Linked DNA regions of Homo sapiens: region 1 is linked to region 2. A link is an interaction called in ENCODE POLR2A ChIA-PET data of the cell type or tissue named here. Cell type or tissue: HepG2. All regions are shown on one strand. Each heading gives the region's core, and the rest is flanking DNA. Links, peaks and the distances in the headings are about the cores only.

Region 1 (9,161 bases), core at 1,469-6,468, 170 kb before region 2:
ATACACCACTAGGTAATTTATATATAAGTAAGGGATATAAAAATGTATATACTTATAATTTTTATATCCATATCATCATTTTAAAGCTATTGCCTCCTCTTCCCTCTCCATGTGAGGAGTATCACCTTCCTCAGCCCCTGGTTATTATGAAGTATGTCATTTTTGTGGAAGGTCACAGTTGCAACAGGAGGCTGCTGTGCTTCCTGATTCAGTTCTCTAGTTTATGCTGGGCTGTCCACAAGGCTAGAATTAGAAGAAAAAGGCAGAAGCTAGTTTCTCTATACTTCTGTCTCCTGAGGTTTCTAAGGTTATACTAATCAAGAAACCACCCAAGCGACATTGTCTTTGTCAGCCTTACATCAAAGTTTATTTTTTTCCCGGAAGCTTGGACATGATTTGATGTTTCTTTTTATTTGCTTAGTGTTCTCTTGAGTTGTCTAATATTGAGAGATTCTTCCTTAGACTGTGTTCCGTGCCCAGTCTAACTTGTAAGACACAGAAGACAGACATGAGTTGTAGGCTACATTAATAAATGTAGGCAAGACATTTCTTGCCATATCTCACCATTATTTTGTAGTTCTGGCTGGTGAGGTAGAAGGGAGTATATCAAATACCTGTTCTGTTCAGTTCTTACTGATTATTTGTTAATCAGAGAAAAACTTGTATTAAGTGCTTACCAGTTCTATATTAGGAGTGACTGTGTTTAAACACTGTAGTTAAAAGCTGAAGCCTGCAAATGCAGGAAATAAAACGTTTAAAATATACTTAAAATACTGATTGAATAGATGTCTGGTTTGGGTAAAAGAATATAAATTATCTGCTACTTTAAAGAACTCAGTATCTTTAAATAACTTAAAACTGCCTTTTCAATTTCCAGCATGTATAGAAAATATGATTCGACTAGAATAAAGACTGAAGAAGAAGCCTTTTCAAGTAAAAGGTGCTTGGAATGGTTCTATGAATATGCAGGTAGGTATTCATTTGTATCATCTAAGACTGATCCTTATGACAATAAGGAGTACCTTAGAGATGATTAAAGAATTTAAAAATGTGTACATTTCAAATTTGGGTGTGTGTGTGTGTGTGTCCCTGTTAGAGGGAGAGAGGGACATAGCTGTAACAAATCACCAGATAGCCTATTTTATAGCCAGCAGCTAAGCCAAATAATTCAGAACACTAGAAGGGAACTGAAAAGATGAAATGACTTGGGAGAAATACTTTGGATTGCTGGGAAACCTATTTGGAATGCTGATAATGGGTGATTATTTGGTCAAAGCACCTGTGTTAAAATAAGCTTTGCTGCTTTGAACCCTTACTTAGTGCAGTGAAATTTCTTTATATTAAGTGTTTCTATTTGGAAAGATCATTTGGCAGAAAATGTTTGTTTTGTCACTTAAAATGTTTTAAATTTAGTCTTTCTTTTTGCAATTTACTATAATTGGTTGGGTAATATAATGTTGCGACCTGGGGCTTATTTGTTATTGTGGCTTTGTATGGTGTAAAAAAGAAAAAGAAAAAATTTTCAAACAAGCTCAAGCTGAAGGCTCTTTTATCTTTCTTCTTTCTCACCTTATTTCAGGCTCTTTTATAACTTACCAACTGGCTATTCTAGCAACCTTTAAACCAATTTTCCTGTCATCTCCTCTCCAGACAACCTGCCATGTGCCACTGTTGTCTAATTTTTTTAAAACTAAGCTGAGCAGATCATACATACATTCCTGAACAACCTCAACCACTCCCCTCTAATCCCAACCCTATCTCCTGGCCAAAAGAATCCCTGCTATCTGCAGGATAAAAGAGAGTGAACTCCCCGTGCCTTTGCCTGAAATGATTTTCTCCGTTTTTCCATCTGACATGCTCTTACATCTTTTAAACCCTTAATTACCTTAGTAGCCTTTTCTGTACTTCCACAGGATAGTGTTTATAACTTGTTGTAACTTGTTTTGGTTCCCTTTTATTGGTATCAAAATGAGGAATTCCCCCTGTAGCCTGATCTGGCTATTTTTCTCCTATTCCCATGCAACCCTTTTTGTGATAAGAGCCTTGCCCCTGTTGGCCACAGAGATTGGTCTAGGTGGCTGGCACATAACCCAGGCCAGGCCAGTCAGACAAATCTTCACAGGGGTTTTCAGATTGAAGCTGGGAGGATCATGTCTTTCTCTTCTGGTGGAGGACTCGAGAGGTTATAGTTCTGATTCCTGTAGTTCTTCTTTGGACTTTTATGAGCTACCCCAACATCTTTCTAATGGATTCTCTGTCATTTCTTTAATGAGTTTGATCTGGATTTTGTTTGCGGGGCATGGACACTAGTGCAAACACATGGATGCTGTTAGCATTTGTCTGTTTTCATGTTTACAGACAAATTAAACATGAGTTCGTTTGATTCATTGAACCTGAATCTCTTGGAAACCTTTAGAATTTCTAGTAAAAGTGATTGACGGCTGGGCGCGGTGGCTCACGTCTGAAATCCCAGCACTTTGGGAGGCCAGGGCAGGAGGATTGCCTGAGTTCAGGAGTTCCAGACCAGCCTGGGCAACACGGTGAAACCCCGTCTCTACTAGAATACAAAAAACTAGCCAGTTGTGGTGACATGCACCTGTAATCCCTGCTACTCAGGAGGCTGAGGCAGGAGAATCACTCGAACCTGGGAGGCGGAGGTTGCAGTGAGCCGAGATTGTGCCACTGCACTCCAGCCTGGGCGACAGAGCAAGACTCCGTCTCCAGAAAACAAAAATAATTGACACTGTACCAGATATTCTGTAAATAGGTTCTGAATGAATGAAGAGCGTTCTCATATTCTTATCACATTGATTATGAAGATCTCTTGCTTTCCTATATTGATTCACATTTATTGTTATGAAAATGTTTTATAAGAAGGAAATTTTAAAGAAAAAGTACACTTAATCCCATCACCATAGCATAGCTATTCTGATTTTTTGGTACCTTCCTTTATAAGCAAATACAGATTTTTTCATAATATAAGCCAAGAAAATAGCAAGGTGTGACTTTTCTTCTTGTTTGCCTTTCTCTGACTTTAGAAGGGTGACATTTTGGACATAAAGATTAAGCTACATTATTTAGGTTCCTTGAAATCCCTGCTAAGTCCTTCGTTTTAACTGAACCCTTCAAGAAATTTGTGTGGAGGTGACTATTCCTATTTTTAGCCACCCCCTTCTTTTTCCCCCTTTTGCTATAGCTTGTCCATAGGGAAAATAACTGGCATTGGGAATAACTGAAAGCCCCATTGGCATGTGTTTTCATTTTGTGTATCTCAACCACATAAACTGAAACTGTAGGTCAGTATTAGTCAAGAAAAATGAATCGTGAGAAGAACCAGTGTGACTAACAGGTTGTGCTGTAGGATGAGTCTGTGGGAACAGGCTGTGATGCCACAGACCCCCTAGATACCAGCACGAAGAGGGCTTGTAAATGAAATTGAGCCATGTTCATTTTCCGTAGAAGAGAGCAGGCTGGTTTGGGCTGAGGATAAATGCTGACTCCCTGCCTTTTAATCTGGAGTAGAGTGGAGTGGAGGGGCAGCGGGGGCCTGGTGTGTGATTATTTCACATGGATGGACCTTCAGCTCTTCCCAGAATTCTCAGTTCCACTTTGTACCTTGCCCTCTGCTTTCCGTGGCTCCTGAGGCCTGAGCCCAGCTCTTCCAAGTTTCTGTCTGGCCAGTTAACCCCAGTCATCCTCTGCACATTCTAGGATGCAGCTTCTCACTTTCTAAAATCTCCACCAGCTCAATTTCTGATCTCCAGAAATATAATGAATAAACCCTTCTTCGCTGGGGGCTTTTCCTCCTGTTCTCTGGTTGTAGGTGTACTCCCTTTCACACTTTGGTACTTTAGCTCTCTGTGACTTTAGAAAGGATCGGCTGGGAGGTTCAGGGGAAGTGTTTATTTAGACCTTGATCTGAACCTGGAATCCCATTTTGTTTCATTAGAATGAAGACAACCAGGCTGGGCATGGTGACTCACGCCTGTAATCCTAACACTGGGAGGTCAAGGCGGGTGGATCATGAGATCAGGAGATCGAGACTATCCTGGCTAACACGGTGAAATCCCATCTCTAATAAAAATACAAAAAATTAGCCAGGCGTGGTGGCATGCGCCTGAGGTGCCAGCTACTCGGGAAGCTGAGGCAGGAAAATCACTTGAACCCGGGAGGCAGAGGTTGCAGTGAGCCAAGATTGCGCCACTGCACTCCAGCCTGGGCAACAGAGTGAGACTCCGTCTCAAAAAAAAAAGAATGAAGATGACCAGTTTACATAATTTATCTAATAACTTCCACTTTTTGAAATATATCTAAGAATAAGGAATTAAACCAAATACACAGGTGCCAACATTGGTTTTACAGTTATACTAAAGCTCACATACATAGGTCATAATAGTTCTACAAGTCCTGACTGTAGGCCCTTAGTCTATTTTGGATTAAGTTCTATAGCAGAATTGTTTGGTTTACCAAAAATAAAGTCAGTCATGGACAGTTGCAACAAATAATAAACTGGTCTGATAGCGAAGGAAGAGATGTTAAAAACTACCTAAGAGACCATGTGGGCCCCATTTGCCTCTGTGATGTGGTATGCTATAATTATGGGGCCATTATGAAAAGGTCAAATATCTTTAGTTAGGGGCCCCTGCTTAAGATGGCAGGGAAAGTGGAAGGACCACTTCTTTCTGGATTATTGTCAGTATATCAGCCTTACCAGATGTACCTCCAGTATCTTGTCACCTAGGGCATTTTATAGCTTATTATTTTAGATACAAGTTAAAAAAAAAAAAAAAAACAAGAAAAAAAAAACCTCTCTGTCTCAAACTTCACTTCTAACCCACTTTGTGTTAGCCAGTGGTGTATTTGTTAGCTTGCTTGACAGAGGTAATTACCTTAATTCTACAGGTAAATTTAGTGTAAAATACAACTAGAATCCCAACAAATCATGCAATTACAACTAGATTTAAATGTGTGCATGGGAAAGATGAGAAGAAAAGTGTTAGGGCTGGGTGCAGTTGGTCACGCCTGTAATTCCAACAATTTGGGAGGCTGAGGTAGGAGGATCGTTTGAGCTAAGGAGTTTGTGACCAGCCTGGGCAATATAGTGAGACCCCATCTCTTAAGAAAAGTGTTAGATGGCAGGGTTATTGGTAGCATTTCAATAATGTTGATTGGCAAACTATATTTTAACCTATTTTGGATAAGATATTACTTTGACAGTCATGCCATTGCAAATTAAAATCTTGCTCTTCTAAAACACACAGACACATGTATTTATAAGTAGTACAGCAACACTATAAAATTGGGAAAAAAGAAAAAGCATTAATAACTTACATAACCACTGCAAAGGATACCTCAGTAGACCTTCGTTGAGGTCTGGGGTGCAGTCAGCAGAAGCACCGTGCTCAGAGTTCATTTTCCCATGTGGCAAACAGGCAAATAAGTAGAGAAACATTACCTTTATGGTGAACATTGACAGAAAGAGAAGGCAGTAGCCAGGTTGGAGGATGCACGACGGGGAGAGGAAGCCGGGGAACACCCAAGCCATGTGCAGAGGCATGGCAAATGCAGGCGGCTTGCTAGGCTCAAGAATAAGTTGCACAGGCCGGGCACAGTGGCTCATGCCTATAATCTCAGCACTTGGGGAGGCCGAGGCGGGCGGATCACGAGGTCAGGAGATCGAGACCATCCTGGCTAACAGGTGAAACCCCATCTGTACTAAAAAATACAAAAAATTAGTCGGGCGTGGTGGCGGGCACCTGTAGTCCCAGCTACTCTGGAAGCTGAGGCAGGAGGATGTCATGAACCCGGCAGGCAGAGCTTGCAGTGAGCCGAGATTGCACCACTGCACTCCAGCCTGGGCGACAGTGCCAGACTCCATTTCAAAAAATAAATAAATAAATAAAAGAATAAGTTGCACAGAAAGAGCTTTTTTAAATTAGGAAGAATAGAAACCAAAGAGAGAGGAATTTTAAAAGAATTACAAAGTAACTTTCCCCCCCGGCTCTATGCAGCTGCTTCTCAATAAGCCATATCAGTAGATACCAAAAAGTATCTGTTGCTTAAAAAAAACACCCTTAACAAAATAGGAATAGATGAATATTTCCTTATCAGAATATTCTTCAGTCTCACAGCCTAAATACTTTAGTAGAATGATGAAAAGAACTTTGATTCATATCAACACACATATGTACACTTACAATGGGATAACATAAAATGTATTAATATTAGCTAAGAAGAATGAAGTAGATGTATGGGTACTGTCACAGGAAGATTACCAGACACAGTCAGTGAAAAAGGCAAGGTGTAGAATTACAAGTACCTCACAAACCCATGTGCGTAGGTGAACAAATTTGAAAACTGCATTTTAGTATATATTTGCCCATATGCAGCAAAAAGGTCCAGGAGGATACTATCATGTCTTATCTGGTAAAGAAAGGGAGAAGGCAAGTTTCTTTTTTTTTACTGTTTATTTTATTCTGTATGTTCTCTATTTAAATATTTTGTCATGTGAATGAATTGATGTGTAGTGTGTCTAATACATACATGAATGTGCACATGTGGATATATGCACTCTCAAACCAAAGAAAGCAGGCAATATATTGTGTGATAAAATGCTAAATGTCGTATTTGAGTCAAGAATGAGATAAGAATGTCCACTCTCACTACTCTTACTTGCCATTGTTTTGGAAGCTACTAGGCACTGCTGTTAGACAAGAGAAAGAAACGAGGAGTGTAAATATTGGAAAGGAGGAGACAGAAATGATCATTGCAGATGAAATGATTAAATTATTTTACACTTGGAAGGCCAAAGAGAATTGCCTGGGCAAACTTAGAAACACTAAATAAATATGTATATATTCCATGCATATACAATTCTATAGATGGCTTATTTTGAGAAGTGTTGTTAAAGAAGCTCTTTAATAAATAGTTGTCTCTGCAGAGTAGGGAGGAGTTAGAGGGGACAACTTCACTTTTGGAACATTTTATTTTTTATTTTCAAATGAAACTTTGTATCATGTTTATGTATTAATGTACAAAACTAAAATAGTATTTGGTTTTCTTCTGATAATCAAGATAAGAAAACTAGGAATATATAAATATATATATTTATATATAAATTTATATTTTTAAATTTATGTTTATACATTTATATAAAAAGGGGATAGAAGGGGACAAAACCCCAGAAAAAAGTAACAGATTTGAATATATGAAGTAAAATATTGTGTAATGAAGTAGAACATTTGTGATTAAAAGGAAAATAATGGCAACAAGAAAAAAGTATTTGCTTTGGCCAGATTATGAGGAAGGGCCTGAGTTTGAACTTTAGGGGGAGCCAAGGATTTGAAGCAGAAAAATGACGTAAGACTTCCCAGCAGGAGCTCCGGGTGACTTTAGTGTTCCTCCTTTGTTAAGAACAGCCACCTTATACTTTGTGTTAGTGAAAGTCTTGTTGTTACTTTGTATTGAGGTTACTCCTGTACTTTGTCTCCCTTCATGGAGGGCAGGGACTGTTTGCACCCTAGGCAACTACTGCAGTGCATAGCTCCAGGATGTGTCTAACAAATGTTATGGGAATGAAATGGATACATACTAAGAAGGTGAATTCTGCTGGACTTGGTGACTTGCTAAATCTAGAGGGTATAGGAGGATTGTAGAGCGTTTCCTATATTCTGGTATTCAGCCATTCATTTAGTCCTTCATTCAGTTTTTATTGGACCAGCTATTCTATGCCAGATAGTATGCTGAGCTTGTAAGAAGAATAAAGGAACTCTTGCTCTTGAGTTTAGAGGGAAAGACAGATGAGCTGGGACTTTGAATGCAGTGTGCTAAATGTGTGAGAACCATTCCTAGCATTGCGAGGGGTCACAGTACTGCCTGACCCAGCCTCTGCAGGTGGGGAGATTGTGAGGACTACTCCTTTGCTCTCAGTCTTAAAGGTTGAATAAGTTAGCCAGGGGAGTTGGGGGAAGGGAGAGGAGGGGACAGGAAGGGGACTAGAGGAAGACAGGCAGAGACACAAAGAGTAATACTGTGCTGGGTGTGTGTTCGGTGGTGGTGCAGAGTGAAGCCACAGGTAAGTAGGTGTTTCTGGACCTTAATTTTTTTTCATCCAGCAATATTTATTGATTCATTTACTTCTGAGAAACTTGTTTTGCAGTTGGAAAGATGTAAGACTGAAGAGGGAAGAAAGGCACTAGATCATAGAGAACCTTATGTGATAAGCCAAACACTTTGGATTTTATATTTAGGCTCTAGGGAGCCATTGAAGGATTTTAAGCCAGCATGGGATTGCGTTTGAAGTGGATCCCTTCAGTGGCTGTTTGCAGGATGGGTCGGGGGGAAAAGACTCTGGAATTAGGAGATCATGAGGAGACTGCTGTAGTTGTCAAGAATAAAGCCTTGAAAGAGCATGGTGCAGGAGAGGCACAATTAAGAAATAATTAGAAGGTAAAATTGGTAGTACACTTGATAATTGATTGGGTGTGAGAGAAAGGAGGAATACAGGAAGACTCCCAGGTTTCTATTTCTGGGTGTGCCACCAGCTGGGACAGCATACAGGAGGATAAGCAGGCCTGATATCGAGAGACATTGGGCTCCGTTTTAGTGAGGCAGTGTTTGAAAATGTGAAATGCGGGAGGAGTAGGTTTGAAGCAGAAGATGAGTGTAGTTACGGCAGTTAAACAGGAGGTGGAGCAGCTAGTGATAAAGAGGCAAGTAGTTCAAAAGTAAGGGGAAAGTGTGGTCTAGAAAGACATTTGGGTAGGACCCGAGACCTTGAGTATGGTTAAAATTTCCTAGGAATAATGTATATAGCAGGCACTAGAAGAGGTTTAAGGATGAATCTTTGCACATCAAATTTAACCATCTGGGAGAAGCAGAAGAACCCATAAAGAAGCCAGAAGGGGAGAGGAAGGAGGAAAGCCAGATGAGAGAGGGTGCTTCAAGAAGCCATGGGAAGAGACAGTTTTGTGAAAAAAGAACTGCTTCAGATTTTCAGATATCACACAATGGTCAGATAAAACAAAGACTGAATTTGTCTGTTAGATTTGACATTTAGGGGCTTATTGGAGACCTTGGCAAAAAGAATTTCAGTGGAGAGCTAGGAGAAGAAGAAACCAAATTCCAATGGTTACAAAGTGAAGGGGAGATAAATTAGAGAT
Region 2 (9,161 bases), core at 1,890-6,889:
GAGGAGCAAGTCACATCTTACATGAATGGCAGCAGGCAGAGATAGCTTGTGCAGGAAAACTCTCCTTTTTTAAAAAACACCAGATCTTGGGAGACTTATTCACTATCAGGAGAACAGCATAGGAAAGACCTGCCTCCATGGTTCAATTACCTCCCACTGGGTCCCTCCCACAACCTGTGGAAATTCAAGATGAGATTTGGGTGGGAACACAGCCAAACCATATCATTCTGCCCCCTGACCCCTCCCAAATCTCATGTTCTCACATTTCAAAAGCAATCATGCCTTCCCAACAGTTCCCCAAAGTCTTAACTCATTTCAGCATTAACTCAAAAGTCCACAGTCCAAAGTCCAAAGTCTCATCCTAGAGAAGGCAAGTCCCTTCCACCTATGAGCCTTTAAAATCAAAAGCAAGTTACACGTTGTGCACATGTACCCTAGAACTTAAAGTATAATAAAAAAAAAAAATCAAATCAAATCAAAAGCAAGTTAGTTACTTCCTAGATACAATGGGGATACAGGCATTGGGTAAATACAGCCATTCCAAATGGGAGAAATTGGCCAAAACAAAGGGGCTACAGGCCCCATGCAAGTCTGAAATCCAGTGGGATAGTCAAATTTTTTTATTTTTATTTTATTTATTTATTTATTTATTTATTTATTTATTTATTTATTTATTTTTTTTGGTGACAGAGTCTTGCTCTGTCACCCAGGCTGGAATGCAGTGGTGTGATCTCAGCTCACTGCAACCTCCATCTCCCAGGTTCAAGTGATTCTCCTGCCTCAGCCTCCTGAGTAGCTGGGATTACAGGCACCCGCCACCACGCTCAAGTAGAGACAGGGTTTTGCCATGTTGGCCAGGCTGGTTTCAAACTCCTGACCTCAGGTGACCCACCCACCTCAGCCTCCCAAAGTGCTGGGATTACAGGTGTGTGTTACCGCATCTGGCCAGTCAAATCTTAAAGCTCCAAAATGATCTCCTTTGAGCCCATGTCTCACATCCAGGTCATGCTGATGCAAGAGGTGGGTTCCCATGGTCTTGGGCAGCTCTGCCCCTGTGGCTTTGCAGGGTACAGCCTCCCTCTGGGCTGCCTTTACAGGCCAGTGTTGAGTGTCTGTGGCTTTTGCAGGCACACAGTACAAGCTTTCTGTGGATATACCATTCTAGGGTCTGGAGGACAGAGGCTTCTCACAGCTCCACTAGGCAGCACCCCAGTAGGGACTCTTTGTGGGGGTTCACACCCCACATTAACCTTCTGCACTGCCCTAGCAGAGGTTCTCCATGAGGGCCCCACCCCTGCAGCAAACTTTTGCCTGGGCATCTAGGTGTTTCCATACATCTTCTGAAATCTAGGCAGAGGTTCCCAAACCTCAACTCTTGACTTCTGTGTACTTGCAGGCTCAATACCACATGAAAGCTCCCAAGGCTTGAGGCTTGTACTCTCTGAAGCCATGGCCAGAGCTCTACATTGGCCCCTTTCAGCCATGGCTGGAGTGGCTGGGACGCAGGGCATCAAGTCCCTAGGCTGCCCTGGAGACATGCCCTGGAGATATTTTCACCATTGTCTTGGGGATTAACATTTGGCTCCTTGTTACTTATGCAAATTTCTGTAGCCCGCTTGAATTTCTCCTCTGAAAATGGGATTTTCTTTTATATTGCGTTGTCAGGCTGCAAATTTTCTGAACTTTTATGCTCTGCTTCCCTTTCAAAATGGAATGCCTTTAACAGCACCCAAGTCACCTCTTGAATGCTTTGCTACTTAGAAATTTCTTCTGCCAGATAACCTAAATCATCTCTCTCAAGTTCAAAGTTCCACAAATCTCTAGGTCAGGGGCAAAATGCTGCCAGTCTCTTTGCTAAAACATAAAAAGAGTCACCTTTGCTCCAGTTCCCAACAAATTCCTCATTTCCATCCACCTCAGCCTGGATTTCATAGTCTATATCATTATCAGCATTTTGGTCAAAGCCATTTGACAAGACTCTAGGGAGTTCGAAACGTTCCTACATTTTCCTGTCTTCTTCAGAGTCCTCCAAACTGTTCCAACCTCTGCCTGTTACTCAGTTCCAGAAAGTTACTCAGTTCCTAAAGTGCTCCACATTTTTGGATATATTTTCAGTGGCGCTGCAATCCCCATAAGAATTTACTGTATTAGTTGGTTTACAAGCTGCTGAGACGGGGCAATTTACAAAAGAAAGAGGTTGAATGGACTTACAGTTCCACATGGCGAGGGAGGCCTCACAATCATGGTGGGAGGCAAGGAGGAGCAAGTAACATCTTATATGGGCGGCAGCAAGCTTGTGCAGGGAAAATTCCCTTTTTCAAAACCACCAGATCTTGTGAGACTTACTCACTATCACGAGAATAGTACAGGAAAGACCTGACTCCATGGTTCAATTACCTCTCACTGGACCCCTCCCACAACACGTGGAATCCAAGATGAGATTTTGGCAAGGACTCAGCCAAACCATGTTAGTAACTGTTTGGGGTAACTTTTTTCTGAATAAGTTTTCATACAAACAATTCATATTCATGATAGAAACTTGAAAAAATCAGAAAAATATAAAAGAGCAATTAAAATAACCCACAATTATACCTTGGGTTCACATTGTGTAATTTAACACAGTGTATACAATTTAGTGTTCTGCCTTTTTCGTTATAGTGAAAATTTGTAGATAGTATATATTCTACAACAACAAGATTTTTAGTGTGCAACATTTCATTATTTGCTTAACCATTACCCTATTGTTGGAGGTTTAGATTGTTTACAACTAGTTTTCTTTATTAAATATAAACATACTAATCCACATTCTTAATAATAGCAAATGTAGGCCAGTATTAGTTTATATTTAATAAACAGCAATTACTAGAGCAATTGCTACTGCATTTTGCCAAGCATTGTACTAAATACATGAATTATCTTACTAAGTTTCATAATAATCCTATGAGAGAATTATTTTCCTTTTACAGATGATGAAACCAAGGATTACAGGCTAATTAAGGTGCTCACAGCAAGGAAAAATCCTTTACCTCTAATTTATCTGACATAAATGTTCCAATATGGGTTTTTATGAATAAGTAAATGGGACTGTTCAAAGATTCCAAATGCCTGTAGAAATATGTAATTATTAGGTCCAAATTGAGAAATTTGAAGTTTTTCTCAATTCATTTTACATATATATATATATATATATATATATATATATGAAGTTGTTTAATGAATATTTAGCTGTTTTGTTGAGTGGGTATTTTTAACATTAGAAATTATTATTCTACTCCAATCAAATAACATGTTATACCCCTATAGTCCTTATTTTGTGGTCTACAGAAAATAGTAGGAACACAGGCTCCAAAACTGAGCCTTTCATTTTCATTAGCAGATAGTAAAGCCACTGTAATCAAGAGAAATAAAAAATGAGAGGTGGTGAAAATTCTTGATTTTACAATACTTGAATATATGCAGTGTTCACAGATTTTCAAGTACCTACAGAGATGAAACTAAGTTAAACTAGCTAGCTAACCAGCTGAGGCTCTGCTCCCCACCGCTGTTTTAATGAATGGATAGGAATGATTTATAATCAGCACATTTTTTGATGGTATATAAAAGAGCTTGCTTCGAAAGCGCTTAAAGATGGTCGAAATGGTTTCCTAAGTAGTTGAACCTGTTTCTGTAGCAGAATACACACTTTTGAAATAGTGCCAAACTAGGTCAAGAAAGTCCCAATTAGAGAATTCAGAATTAAATGAAGCTTTAGAGTGCTCAATGACTCTAAAAAAAAAAGTACTAAAATACATACTGCCAAATCTTATCCAAACCTGAGGGATTAACTTTAATTTGTGAACATCCTGGAGCTAAACTCTATTAACTTGGGTACCCACCCAGTGGGTCAAGGAACAAAGTAAAAGCTAGAAGTAAGAAGTACTGAAATTTTAGTTACAAGTTTCATACAGGTAAACCCAAGGCGCTACAAATGAAGAATTAAAGGAATGAAAGGCGAAAGAATAAAGGGGCCAAAGAGGTGATCTCCTGAGAGCCTAGCCCCAAACTTCTATAGAGACTTAACTTCTGCTTTTCTGGACACGCGTGGGCACCCAGAACCCCGAATGGGGAGGAATGCTGTAGACGCCCTGCTGCCCTCCAGCCCGCGCGGCTGCGCGTCTCAGTCCACCCCTGGGGCGCGCGGCTGTCACCCAGGGCGGGGCGGCGCGGGCGTTGCCACGACGCGGGCCGCGCGCGTCCCTGGCAGCCAACCCGTCCACGTCAAGGTTTGTTTAATAATCGCCAGGGTATCTATGGCCGGGCTCAGGCGGCTGCTGGGGAGCCAGGAGACCGCGCGGGACGGCGGATGAGGCGCGGCGGCTGCGGCCCAGGGCACCTCCCCTCTGGCTTCCCGAACCCGGCCAGGTCCGACCCGAGGGGGAGGATGGAAACACCTGCCGCGCTCTGAGCCCCCCAGAAGAGAACACCCTTCCCGCCATATCACCCCACGGTCCTGCGGAGGCCACCGCCTGGTCCCCCCAAGTCTCCATCGCGCAGCGTGGGGCCGAGAGGAATAGTGAGCGATGGCGGAAAACCTGAAAAGACTGGTCTCAAACGAAACTTTACGAACGTTGCAGGAAAAGCTAGACTTCTGGCTGAAGGAGTACAACGTGAGTCTGGGTGAAAAACCCCCGGGGTTCGCCCTCCCATAGGTTCCAGCACAGCCCTTGTCGGGGATTTCTTAGGGCTGGAGTTGGTGGCCACTTTGCAAAGCCTCCGCGGTTGCGATTCCTAACCAGGATCTCAGCTTTCGACCGGGATCGCTGGGGAAGGAAGGACATGTGTGTACATGCCCTTGTCTCAGAGCTTCGGGAGGCGGCGCGCAGGCGGCCTGCGGAGCGCAGCACTAGGCTGCGGAGACTGGAGAGTGCTTCCAATCAGTGGTAACTAAGGACGCCGGCGACCTAGCAATAGGGAAGCCCTGCTGTCCGCGGCTGGTCTGGTCATGCCTGCCACTCTTTCCCATCCCCCTTGCCAGCGCAATCCACACCGCCTGCTTCCCCAATCCCGAATTATTTTTTACTACAACCCTCTCCTGCCCAGGGTTTGTATCAGAATGGATTTGTATAAACACACACCCAGGAGTTATTTACCCAGAAATCAGCGAAACGGACACTTGTTAACGTTGCGGGTTTCACTTGCGTGCTGGTGGGCCTGGAAATTGAGGCACAGTTCCAACACCAGGGCGGATTCAGGCCTTTTTCCAGGCATTTGTGAGAAGCCAGTATTCTGTCACCAAACCCATGAGCACTTTTCAAATCTCATTAATCCCTACTCGCACCCTGCCTCCCCATAATTCCCCCCTTCCCCCAAATAGAACGGTGAGTGTTGAATTTGCTTTACATTCGGTCGGTCCGTCTTAAATAGGGATTTCCCCTCTTACATAATAAGTGGAGCGGCCAGGCAAAAGAACTGTGGACCGGAAATTAGCCCCCCCTTGTTTCTACATTTGGCTCTGCATAGAACTAGCTGAATGACGGAGTCAAATTATTTAACTTCTCTTGGTCTTAGTACCTCATCTGTGAAATAGCAGAGATTGGTCTAGATGATATGTAAATTTCCTGTTCAGATTTTAAGTTTTTGAGCCTAGATTAGCTTGTTTCTGAGATCCTGCCTGTTATGAGGTCCTTAGGCTTCCCCATTCACCCTTTAACCAGTGCTCCTGAAGTGGAGGGGAGCTCAAAGAGCAGCTACAGCTTTCTCCTTAGCCTTCCTTTCTAGTGCTTCCTGTTCAGTCCTTTGCTCCCTTTTAAAGAACAAGCGCTGACCATTCCTTCTCCATTAAGAATTCTGGAAAGTTAAAATGACCTCTTTATCATAAAAGACTTGGGTTCCCCCCAACTAATTTTAAAAGTACCTACTACTTAGTCTCAGGAGGTTGAGAATAAGAAATTCTAACATGTATACAGTATTTACCCCTTTTTTTTTGCCCAGTGGCCTAACTAAACTCTGAATTTTAAAAAAACATGTTGTTTGTCACAATGTTTATTACAAATAACACTAGGATTTGTCTGGAACTAATAAACAATTATTTTAGAAACTCCCTGTAAGTGATGAGAAGTGCCTTAGTTTATTACATTTTCCTGTCTTGATAACATCCCATTCTCTGCTCTCATTAAAACCATTTCCATCCAGCTGTTTTCCCTTCATCTCTCTACAGTAGAGGCTGCACTCACAGCCACCAGTGTTTTTCATACCTTGTGGCCACTCCCCAGGTTCCATCATTTCTCTTGAGTTTGCAGGCATCATTATCACATTGGAATGTTGACACCTGTATTCTTCCCCCTCCACTCCTGCTTCATCTGTTACAAGTATGCTGATGAATCTTATTTCTATAGGATGTGTTCCCATCTGAGCTCTCACTTCTCCAACTGCCCATTGGACATCTTTCAATAGTGAATGCTATTGAAATGCTCAGAATGCTCAAAGTCAAATCTGTCCAAAATGGAATTTAGCCTCTCCCATGCCCCAACCACAGGTCTCATTTTTCTAAGTCGTCTTCATCATTATATACTCCACTCCCTTTTCACCATCATAATCTGTTGGTTCTAACTTCAAAGTTCATACGGAATCTAAACACTTTTCACCACCCCCACTGCTACCACCCTTCTCCATCCTTGATCATCTTTCACCTGGATTATTACAAAAATAACAACCCAAAGAGATGCTTCTAAATGTCAAGTCAGATCAAGTTACTCTTTTTGCAAGACACTCCAAATTTCCTATTTCAGTCAGAAGAAGCCAAAGCTCCTACAGTGACCTTCAAAGTCCTACACAATTGTGCCCCTTTAAGCTCTTTAACCTTATCTGTTACTCTCTCCCTTGCTCAGCCCACTCCAGCAGTACCAGCTTTCTTGCTCGTCCTAGAGCAATGCTGTCCAATAGAACTTTCTATGATGATGGACAGGTTCTATATCTGCATTGTCCAATAAGGTGACTATTGGGCACTTGAAATGTGGCAAGTACACACTGAAGAACAGAATTTTTAATTTGACTTAAGTCCAATTTAAATTCAGATAGCCACATGCAGCTCATGGCTGCTGTCTCAGACAGCACAGTTCTAGAGATGTGGACATGCTTCTGCTTCAGGGCATTTGCACTCACTGTTTTCTCTGCCTGAAAAACTTTTCACCTGTTGATATTTGAGTGAGATAGTAACATCCTCACTTTCTTAGGAGAGCTTTATTTCTTAGAAAGGGTAGCAACCTGCAGGCTGGGAAGCAGGCCCCTGCTGAAACCAGAGGCAGGCACTTGGAGGTAGGAAAGGTAAGGCAGGAATTAATGATGAATGGGTTGGCCACATGTATACATATTCAACAGGTAATATTCACGAAGGGGGAACGCTCACAAGCATAGTAAGCAAACATGCATGTTACGTTCATCCTATATTCATTTTGGGGTAGAAGCTTAACATTTAAATGTATTACAATTAGGCCCTATACATCAAAGGTGGAGGCAGGGACATGAAGGAACTTAGTGTACAGCCTCTGTGGACCGGCCAGAACCAGCCTATGGTCCGTGATCTCTTATCAAGAGAAAGTTACTGAAATCAGTCTCTTATCCAGTTGAAGTTGCAGTTATGGACTGTGGAACGGGAGGGGATCAGTTAGTCAGAGTCTGGTGGTCAGTGAGTTGCAATTGTTTTAACATTGTTTATCTCGAGGCCAGTACTTGCTTAGCTACTAGATAAAAAGAAAAAACCTTTTGACAATTAGAACATGGTTGATTCTTTATGTGTAGGGGTATGTGACTTAATCCTTGCCTGGCATGACCTTAGGTCTTTATCTTATTGCTGTAAAGAGTCTGTTATATTAGTCTTAAGATCTCTATTTTAACAGTAGCTTCATGCAGTCCAGAAAATTTTGCCTGTAACAGAACTAGCAGTATTTTTGCAGCAATCATGGTAGCCAAAGGAGGCTCTTAGCCCATATTTGTGTGACAGGGGTTAGTGACTTTAAAAGAACATGTCTTTATGTTAATAATGTTGGTGGTTGTATTCCTGAATATTTTATTCTTTTCTATTAACTCTTGCTTTCCTGTCTGCACAAAGCCATTAGAATGTGTTTGAAGTTTACTTATTTCAGTTCTACACTTATAACGTGGAAACTTCTTATTCATTTCCCTGCCTTCATTCATGCCCACTTCCAATCCAACTTTGATACAGCTGTTTGAAGCATCATTTTTATGGCTCTCATTGCCAATACTAGTGATTCTCAACACAGGCAAGGCATTGTCCCCTAGAACATTGTTTTTAAAACTTACCTACAGGACTCAATGCATTTTACTTCACAATATAGCACACATAAACCCTTATACTTAAAAACTCAAGTTTCATTAATAATTCTTACCTTTACTCATTGTGGTGTGTTTCTCTATTTTCTTTTTAGTATTATTTGCTGTTTGAGACTCACTAAATTGGTTTTGTTACCCACTAATGCTGTGGTTATCAATCTTCATTGCATATAGGAATTGTCTAAAAAGCTTTTATGTTTCCAATGACCAGGCCCCACGCGAGAGCAATTAAATCAATTTCTAGGAGTGGGAGCCCACAAAGCTCCTCAGGCAAAGGCTTTCCTGAAACTTCGTGGCCCTTACCAGCTTCTCTTTTGAGTTTTACCTCTGAAATCTGGACCAATTTTTATTATAGTAAGTAGCATGTGTTTTTGCATTTATTTTCGTGTTTATCTTAGACTCTAAATTCCTCCAGGGCAGGAGACATTGTGTCCCTAGCATCTACTGCATAGTGGCGTCTCCATAAAATTTCTTGAGAGTATAAATGCATGAATAAACCATGCCCTTCTGCTTCTTGAAACCATCTGCTTCTTCGGCCTCCTTATTCTTCTTCATCTTGCTTCCTGGGTGTCCTCTCATTTCTGATTGCTCTTGTTTTGTTTTTTATTCACTGGCTCTTCTTACTCAGACCACTTCTGACATAGCAAAATTGCCCCTCATTCTGCCCTCAGCCCTCTCCTCACTCTTTCCTCTCCCTGGTAATCTCATCTGTGCATGTGGCTTCTGCACTCTCCCACTTGCTGAAGCCTCCCAAAGCCACACCTCCCAGTCCTGTCTCTCTTCTAAGCTCCAGACTTACTTTCCATCTGCTTTGGGGAAAGCATTGTGTTTGA

The links. Peaks named below come from ENCODE experiments on the same cell type or tissue, not always from the same donor. Only the 100,000 strongest peaks of a DNase experiment are listed, where the experiment ranks them.
Region 1: POLR2A ChIA-PET joins it to region 2 with 6 read pairs; 3 of 35 experiments call an interaction of 5 or more read pairs at or near these places.

The regions. Positions count from the first base shown.
Region 1 is chr4:51,876,886-51,886,046 of GRCh38, forward strand. DCUN1D4 (defective in cullin neddylation 1 domain containing 4) reads left to right here. Exons shown (of 11, transcript NM_001040402.3): 5 at 878-969. Among named protein-coding and RNA genes, the nearest start is that of DCUN1D4, 38 kb to the left of the region's middle. In HepG2, for the core only: no CTCF peak of the experiment used is centred there; DNase peaks (open chromatin) are centred at 3,616 and 3,936; H3K4me3 peaks cover 482 bases.
Region 2 is chr4:52,047,146-52,056,306 of GRCh38, forward strand. It overlaps SPATA18 (spermatogenesis associated 18), which reads left to right and starts at 4,159. Exons shown (of 13, transcript NM_145263.4): 1 at 4,159-4,646. The coding sequence starts at 4,560. RefSeq lists enhancers at 3,808-4,309, 4,310-4,809, 4,602-4,951 and a silencer at 4,132-4,431. In HepG2, for the core only: no CTCF peak of the experiment used is centred there; DNase peaks (open chromatin) are centred at 4,906 and 5,446; H3K4me3 peaks cover 2,167 bases.